Linked DNA regions of Homo sapiens: regions 2 and 3 are each linked to region 1. A link is a contact called in ENCODE Hi-C data. All regions are on one chromosome and are shown on one strand. Each heading gives the region's core, a stretch centred on a gene start or an enhancer-like site at or near the end of the contact. The rest is flanking DNA. Distances are from core to core; before and after follow the strand shown.

The links. Hi-C counts contacts between places; a loop is a spot of excess contacts on that map. Pooled maps may share reads with other maps.
Region 2: a map of naive thymus-derived CD4-positive, alpha-beta T cell shows a loop between it and region 1 (5-fold over the local background). The contact joins the enhancer-like site here to the promoter of ASMTL in region 1. A Hi-C loop is called at or near these places in 1 of 168 maps with a recorded cell type or tissue (naive thymus-derived CD4-positive, alpha-beta T cell) and 9 of 50 pooled maps.
Region 3: a map of B cell shows a loop between it and region 1 (11-fold over the local background). The contact joins the promoter of P2RY8 here to the promoter of ASMTL in region 1. A Hi-C loop is called at or near these places in 18 of 168 maps with a recorded cell type or tissue (B cell, CD14-positive monocyte, CD4-positive, alpha-beta T cell and 11 more), 37 of 37 single-sample maps with no recorded cell type and 22 of 50 pooled maps.

Annotation. Positions count from the first base shown.
Region 1 is chrX:1,451,650-1,454,173 of GRCh38, forward strand. ASMTL (acetylserotonin O-methyltransferase like) reads right to left here and starts at 1,260. Exons shown (of 13, transcript NM_004192.4): 1 at 1,099-1,260. The coding sequence starts at 1,191.
Region 2 is chrX:1,553,800-1,556,323 of GRCh38, forward strand. No RefSeq gene overlaps it. Among named protein-coding and RNA genes, the nearest start is that of P2RY8, 18 kb to the left of the region's middle. Within about 2 kb of position 1,257, at least 7 of the 41 ENCODE cell types and tissues checked have a DNase peak (open chromatin) inside an H3K27ac peak, as active enhancers do.
Region 3 is chrX:1,535,918-1,538,441 of GRCh38, forward strand. It overlaps P2RY8 (P2Y receptor family member 8), which reads right to left and starts at 1,268. Exons shown (of 2, transcript NM_178129.5): 1 at 1,004-1,268.

The sequences.
Region 1 (2,524 bases), core at 10-2,509:
CGGGTCACTTGACCTCCCCATTCCTAGGGGTCCCGGGTTACTCTCCTCTCCCCCATCCCTAGGGGTCCCGGGTTACTCTCCCCACCCCCATCCCTAGGGGGGTCTCGGCTTACTCTCCCTATCCCCAACCCTGGAGGTCCCGGGTTACTCTCCCCATCCCCATGCCTGGGGGTCCCGGGTTACTCTCCCCATCCCCATCCATGGGGCTCCGGGGTCACTCTGCTGTCCCCATCCCTAGCGGTCCTGGGTCACTCCTCCCTCCCCATCCCTAGGGGGTCCCGGGTCACTCTCCCCAACCACATGCCTAGGGCGTCCTGGGTTACTCTCCCCACCCCCATCGCTAGGGGGTCCCAGGTTACAGGTTACTCTCTCCAACCCCATCCCTAAGGTGTCCCGGGTTTCTCTCCCCTCCCCCACCCCTAGGGGGGTCCCGGGTTACTCTCCCCTCCCCCATCCCTAGGGGGTCCTGGGTCACTCTCCCCAACCCCATCCCTAGGGGTCCCGGGTTATTCTCCCCAACCCCATTCCTGGGGGTCTCGGCTTACTCTCCCCATCCCCATGCCTGGGGGTCCCGGGTTACTCTCCTCTCCCCCATCCCTAGGGGTCCCGGGTTACTCCCCCACCCCCATCCCTAGGGGGGGTCTCGGCTTACTCTCCCCATCCCCAACCCTGGAGGTCCCGGGTTACTCTCCCCATCCCCATGCCTGGGGGTCCCGGGTTACTCTCCTCATCCCCATCCATGGGGCTCCGGGGTCACTCTGCTGTCCCCATCCCTAGCGGTCCTGGGTCACTCTACCCTCCCCATTCCTAGGGGTCCCGGGTTACGATCCCCTCCCCCATCCCTATGGGGACCCAGGTCACTCCCCACCCCCATGCCTAGGGGGTTCCGGGTTACTCTCCCCTCCCCCATCCCTAGAGGTTCCGGGTCACTCTCCCCAACCCTATCCCTGGAGGTCCCGGGACACTCTCCCCTCCCCCATCCCTAAGGGTCTCGGGTCACTCTCCCATCCCTATCCCTAGAGTTCCTGAGTCGCTGGGCCCTCCGGGGTTCAGCCCCTCCGTCCCCGGTCCCCTGCCCCGCCCAGGCCCAGGCCGTACCGCGTTGCTGAGGATCTCCTGACGGCGTGGGGAGGCGCTGGCCAGCACCACGCGCTTGTGCAGCAGCTTCCCAATCACCGGGCACAGCACCATGGCGTCCACGCCGGGAGCCGGGCGTCCGCACTTCTGAGCCCGGAGCCCGCGGTGCGCGCAGCGCGGCTGCAAAAAAAACAGGCGGCCAGAGTCCCGCCTCCGCGAGGCCACGCCCCCGCCCGCCTCCGCGAGGCCACGCCCAGTCCGCGCCTTCAGTGGCCTCCCCGCGAGACCGCGCCCAGGCCACGCCTCCATTGAACACTCCGTCAGGCCTCGCCCAGGCCACACCTCCATTGCCCTCTCCACCAGGCCACGCCCATGTCACGCCCCATTGATCTCCCCTGAGACCACGCCCAGACCACGCCTCCATTGCCCTCTCCGTCAGGCCACGCCCAGGCCACACCTCCATTGCCCTCTCCGCCAGGCCACGCCCATGTCACGCCGCCATTGACCGCTCCGCCAGGCCACGCCCAGGCCACACCTCCTTGCCCTCTCCGCCAGGCCACGCCCATGCCACGCCGCCATTGAGCTCCCCGTGAGGCCACGCCCAGGCCACACCCCCGCCCGCCTCCCCCCCGGGCACCGCCCCGGCCGCTTGGTGAAGCACCGCCCCCAGCTCCGCCTCCCGGGCCCCGTCCCCGCCCCCGGCGCTCGCCCCGCCCCTCCCCACCCCGCCTGCGGCGCCAAGACCTGCAATGGCGCAGGCAGCTGCGGGGTCCCGGGGAGGAAAGGCTGGCGTGGATACTTGGGGTTCCTTGCAGGCGCGGCGTGGGGAGTGGAAATGCTGGGTTTCCGCAGCTGCGGTTGTGGGCAGTTGTGGGGGTGGGGGGTTCTTACCCGCACGTGGAGGGGCCCGGCGCAGAGATGGGGGTCTTGTGGGAGCCGCGTCGGGGAAGGTAGAGATAGGGGGTTCCCCGCGGACCCGGTGCGAGTGGCGTGGGGATGGGGATGTCCTCGTGCCTGGTGGGAGGGGAGTGGAGATGGGGGTGTCCACGGGCCTGGTGGGAGGGGCGTGGAGATGGGGGTGTCCACGGGCCTGGTGGGAGGGGCGTGGAGATGGGGGTGTCCACGGGCCTGGTGGGAGGGGCGTGGAGATGGGGGTGTCCACGGGCCTGGTGGGAGGGGCGTGGAGATGGGGGTGTCCACGGGCCTGGTGGGAGGGGCGTGGAGATGGGGGTGTCCACGGGCCTGGTGGGAGGGGCGTGGAGATGGGGATCCCCGCGGGGATGGTGGGAGGGGTTTGGAGATGAGGGTCCCCGCGAGAATGCTCGGAGGGGTATGGATATGGGGGTCCCCGCGGGCCGGGTGGGAAGGGCGGGGAGATGGGTGGGGGGGGGGTCCCCGCGTGCCTGGTGGGAGGGGCGTGGAGAAGGTGGGGGTCCTTGTGGGAGGG
Region 2 (2,524 bases), core at 7-2,506, 100 kb after region 1:
GTGAAAGATGTTTACTTACTCAAGGTTTGTAACCCGCCACAACTCCCATGATGAAATCCTCAGTCCCCAAGGCAATGGTATTTGGAGGTGAGGACTTTGGGAGGTGATGAGGTCATGCAGGTGGAGTGTTATGAGTAGGATTTGTGCCCTTATAAAAGGGACCCCAGGCCGGGTGCGGTGGCTCACGCCTGTCATCCCAGCACTTTGGGAGGCCGAGGCGGGCGGATCACGAGGTCAGGAGTTCCACAGCAGCCTGGCCAACATGGTGAAACCCCATCTCTACAAAAAAATACAACAATTAGCCAGGGCCAGGAGTGGTGGTGGGTGCCTGCAATCCCAGCTCCTCGGGAGGCTGACGCTCACGCCTGTCATCCCAGCACTTTGGGAGGCTGAGGTGGGTGGATCACAAGGTCGGGAGTTTGAGAGCAGCCTGGCCAACATGGCGAAACCCCATCTCTACTAAAAATACAAAAAACATTAGCGGGGCATGGTGGCGGGCACCTGTAATCCCAGCTCCTCGGGAGGCTGAGGCAGGAGAATCGCTTGAACCCGGGAGGCGGAGGTTGCAGTGAGCTGAGATCGCGCCACTGCACTCCAGCCTCAGTGACAGAGCGAGACTCCATCTCAAAAAACAAAAACAACAACAAAATAAAATAAAATAAAATGGACCCCAGAGAGCTCCCTCACCCCTTCCAACACCATGTGAGACACAGCAAGAAGGCGCTGTCTATAGATCAGGAAGCCACTGGTTCATAGACCACCAGACACTGAATCTGCCACACCTTAACCTTGGACTTCCAGCCTCCAGAACCATGAGACATAGATGCCTGCTGTTGAGAAGGCCCCCAGCCTATGGTATTTCACGATAGCAACACATACGAACTAAGACACTCTCCTGAAATATGAAGGTTCCAGCCCCAGCAAATGAGGGAAAGGAAAGAGTCATCCACGTCCAGGGAGGGTCAGGGTTGAAGCTGATGCTACCAGGGCCCTCTTGAGTTGGCGTTTAGGGCCAGATGCCGTGCGTAGAGAATGTGTACGGGGGAATGGAGACGGCCACCGTTTCTCATCTGTGCCGTAAAGTCCCAGGCACTCGGGCCGTCCTGGGACCCAGTGCCTGGCAAACATACTTCAGGATGGCTTTCACGGGAACCCTGTGAAACTCTGCCGGGGCTGTGTAGCCACCGCCTTTCACTTCTCATGAGGCTTTCCTGAGTAACCCAGTTGTCTCTCTGGCTGTTGGCAGCCCTGGGGAGGTCTGTTGTTGACTGCAAAGGTGGTACGGGAAGAGGAAGTACCACACCCTCCAACTTTCTGCATCGCGAACCCTATCTGACCCTCCTCATCTAGGGGTGCTGTTTTTCTGCAGAAGTTGGCACTACAGTCTTGAAGAAAACAAAACAAAACAAAACACCAAAGTACTGGCTACAGGAAGCCCAGGCTACCAATTTCATTTCCTTATAATCTCAGTTCTGGGGTCTTGATTTGAACATGATGCTCCAGTGTCAGGAAGGGGTCAAAAAAGGGAAGCATGTCTGTGACCTTCAACTCAGGAGGAAAACACTTTATGGTTGTTTCTTCTTTTTAAATTAAATCTATCGAGAGGCAGAACCACTGAGGAATATGCATAGCAGCACACAATAGCCGAAAGGTGGAAACAACTCAAATATCCATGCACACACGGGAGTGGATATGCAGGATAAATCCATGCAATGGAGTACTACACAGCCATGCAATGGAACACTACGCAGCCATGAAAATGGGATACTATGCACCCTTGAAAAAGGAATGAGGTTCTGACGCAGGCTGCCGCATGGATGAACCTTAGGACATCATGCTCAGTGAGAGAAGCCAGACACAGAAGGACACACTTTGTAGGATTCCATTTCTATGAAATGTCCAGAACAGGCAGATCCATACAAATAGAAAGTGGATTTGTGGTTGTGAGGGGCTGGGGAGTGAGGATTGGGAATTCATGCTTAATGGGTACAGAGTGTCCTTTTAGGTGATGAGAATGTTGGCAGTGATCGTTGTGCAATCTTCTGAATGTGGTAAATGCCACTGAATCACACTCTTCAAAATGGTTAATTTTGGCCGGGCGCGGTGGCTCACGCCTGTAATCCCAGCACTTTGGGAGGCCGAGGCGGGCAGATCACGAGGTCAGGAGATCAAGACCACCCTGACTAACATGGTGAAACCCCGTCTCTACTAAAAATACAAAAAATTAGCCATGCGTGGTGGGGCACACCTGTAGTCCCAGCTACTCGGGAGGCTGAGGCAGGAGAATGGCGTGAACCTAGGAAGCGGAGGTTGCAGAGAGCCGAGATCGCACCACTGCACTCCCGCCTGGGCAACAGTGCGAGACTCCGTCTCAAATAAAATAAAATAAATAAAATAAAATGGTTAATTTTATGTTCTGTGAATTTTACCAAAAGAAAAAAAAATGGTCGGGCATGGTGGCTCACATCTGTAATCTCAGAAGTTTAGAAGGTTTAGGTAGGAAAACTGTTTGAGCCCAGGAGTT
Region 3 (2,524 bases), core at 18-2,517, 84 kb after region 1:
AATTGGGGTTTCTAAGCGGACCTGTACAAATGAGGTCTGAGGTGGCCGTGAGACCCGGGTCTGGGGTCTCCCTGGCACCGAGGGGGTGACGAGGGGCCACCGTGCTCATCCAGGCACCCATAGGGCTTTAAAACCCGTTTAATTTATGCTTACTCTTCCATTATTGGAACGCTAAGCATTTGGGAGTTATTTATATCCCACGGCTCAAGGTCATCGCCAAGGTCTCATTGCAAACATTGAAAAAACTGCAATCTCAGGCGTAAATGGGTTACGTGCAGCAGCCGCAGCTGCTTACCCTCTCTAAGGTTAACCTCAAGAGAGGCGCATTTCATGGAATGAGTTTTTTTTTGTTTTTTTTTTTCTAAACAGAGTCTCGCTCTGTCGCCCAGGCTGGAGTGCAGTGGCGTGATCTCTGCTCACTGCAAGCTCCACCTCCAGGGATCATGCCATTCTCCTGCCTCAGCCTCCCGAGTAGCTGGGACCGCAGGCGCCCACCACCAAGCCCAGCTAATTTTTGTATTTTTAGTAGAGACGGGGTTTCACCGTGTTAGCCAGGATGGTCTCGAACTCCTGACCTCAGATGATCCACCCACCTCGGTCCCCCAAAGTGCTGGGATTACAGGCACCTGCCACCACGCCTGGCTAATTTTTGTATTTTTAGTAGAGACGGGGTTTCACCGTGTTAGCCAGGATGGTCTCGAACTCCTGACCTCGTGATCCGCCCACCTCGGCCTCTGAAAGTTCATGGAATGAGTTATTAAAGGAAGGGTGGCTTGCAGCCCTGGAAAATTTGAGCATTTCTCCCCTAAGTGACGAAGCGGCTGTGCAAAGTCTTCCTCCCAGGAAATTTGCACTCCTGGTCTGCTCTAGCGTGAGGAGAACACGCCTCATGGAGTTTGCACCGTCTTCCCCCATGTTCTCACCGTACACGGACCCTCCCAGCGACCCTGTCTTCTCCCTTGACAGTGCAGGACAAGCATAAAAGTCCAGCTCGGCGGCTCACCTGTGCAGAAGCAGCGGCAGAAGTAGCAGGTGAGAGCTCAGAGGGTCTCCAGGTAACAGGATGCAACGCTTAAGTCGACGGCCGTGCCTCAGAGCCCGGGACTCGGGGGGCCAGCCACCAGCTTGCAAGCCGTGGTCACTCAAAGTGCTTGAGAAGGTGTTCGTGGGCGGCAGACGGCTGCCCTTCCAGTTCCATCTGTCCAGCAACCTTGCAAAGGCGGCCGCTTCGCTGGGTGGCCCACCGGCTGGCACGACTGTCTCCGAATGCAAATTCTGCAAACTCCACCTCCCAGCGCACCACCACGGTTGCGACTCAGGCTTAGGTGGAAAGGAAGTGTGTTGTGACATTTCCTCTGTAACTGTCTGAACACTCATGTGCAGGGCTGAGCCCACTGGAGTAACGTCGCTGTGTCTCTGGGCAGCACCGTTAACCGCCCACCTCCCTATCACTGGCTCGCAGGGGGCCCTACTCTTAAGAGAACCCTGAGAGTGAGGAAAAGAGGGAGAATGATTTTTCTAAATTTTGTAACCAGCAGTGAAGAGCCGTGGCATGCTCCAGAACCGATTCCTGTTTCTTCTGAAATAACAAAACAAAACAAAGAAAGAACAGAACACGTTTCCTTTTAGACTCTAAAGCTGTGCTCATTGCGACATCTCTTGGTACACAGCCAGACTGTGACAAGCGAACAGACCTTGGGCACTGATCATTCCGGCTCTCACAGTTGGTCACGGGCGCTGCAGGCTCATATCCTCAACATCCCATGGGGGATCGGCCAGTTTCAGGAATGAGAACCAGGTTTCCGAGCTCTGGTATCCTTGCTTGTGAGGAGCAACGGTTGGTTCTTGTCACTCGTGGGAGGAGGTTGAGAGGGAAGGATCTGTCACTGAGAAAGAATGAATGAATATTGAACCACTGCTCAGGGAAAAGACATGGTAGAATCAATCCCTCAAGCCAGGCTGGGTGTGGTGGCTCACGCCTGTAGTCCCAGCACTTTGGGAGGCCAAGGCGGGTGGATCACTTCAGGTCAGGAGTTTGAGACCAGCCTGGCCAACATGGCGAAATCCCGTCCCTACTAAAAACACAAAAATTAGCTGGGTGTGGTGGTGGACACCTGTAGTCCCAGCTACTGGGGAGGCTGAGGCAGGAGAATCACTTGAACCTGGGAGGTGGAGGTTGCAGTGAGCCAAGATCAGGCCATTGCACTCCAGTCTGGGTGACAGTGAGACTGTCCCAAAAAACAAACAAACAAACAAAAAGACCAGGCCTGCTGGCTCACGCCTATAATCCCAGCACTTTGGGAGGCCAAGGCGGGTGGATCACTTGAGGTCAGGAGTTCGAGACCAGCCTGGCCAACATAGCGAAATCCCGTCCCTACTAAAAATACAAAAATTAGCTGGGCATGGTGGTGGATGCCTGTAATCCTAGCTACTGGGGAGGCTGAGGCAGGAGAATCACTTGAACCCGGGAGCTGGAGGTTGCAGTGAGCCAAGATCAGGCCATTGCACTCCAGCCTGGGTAACA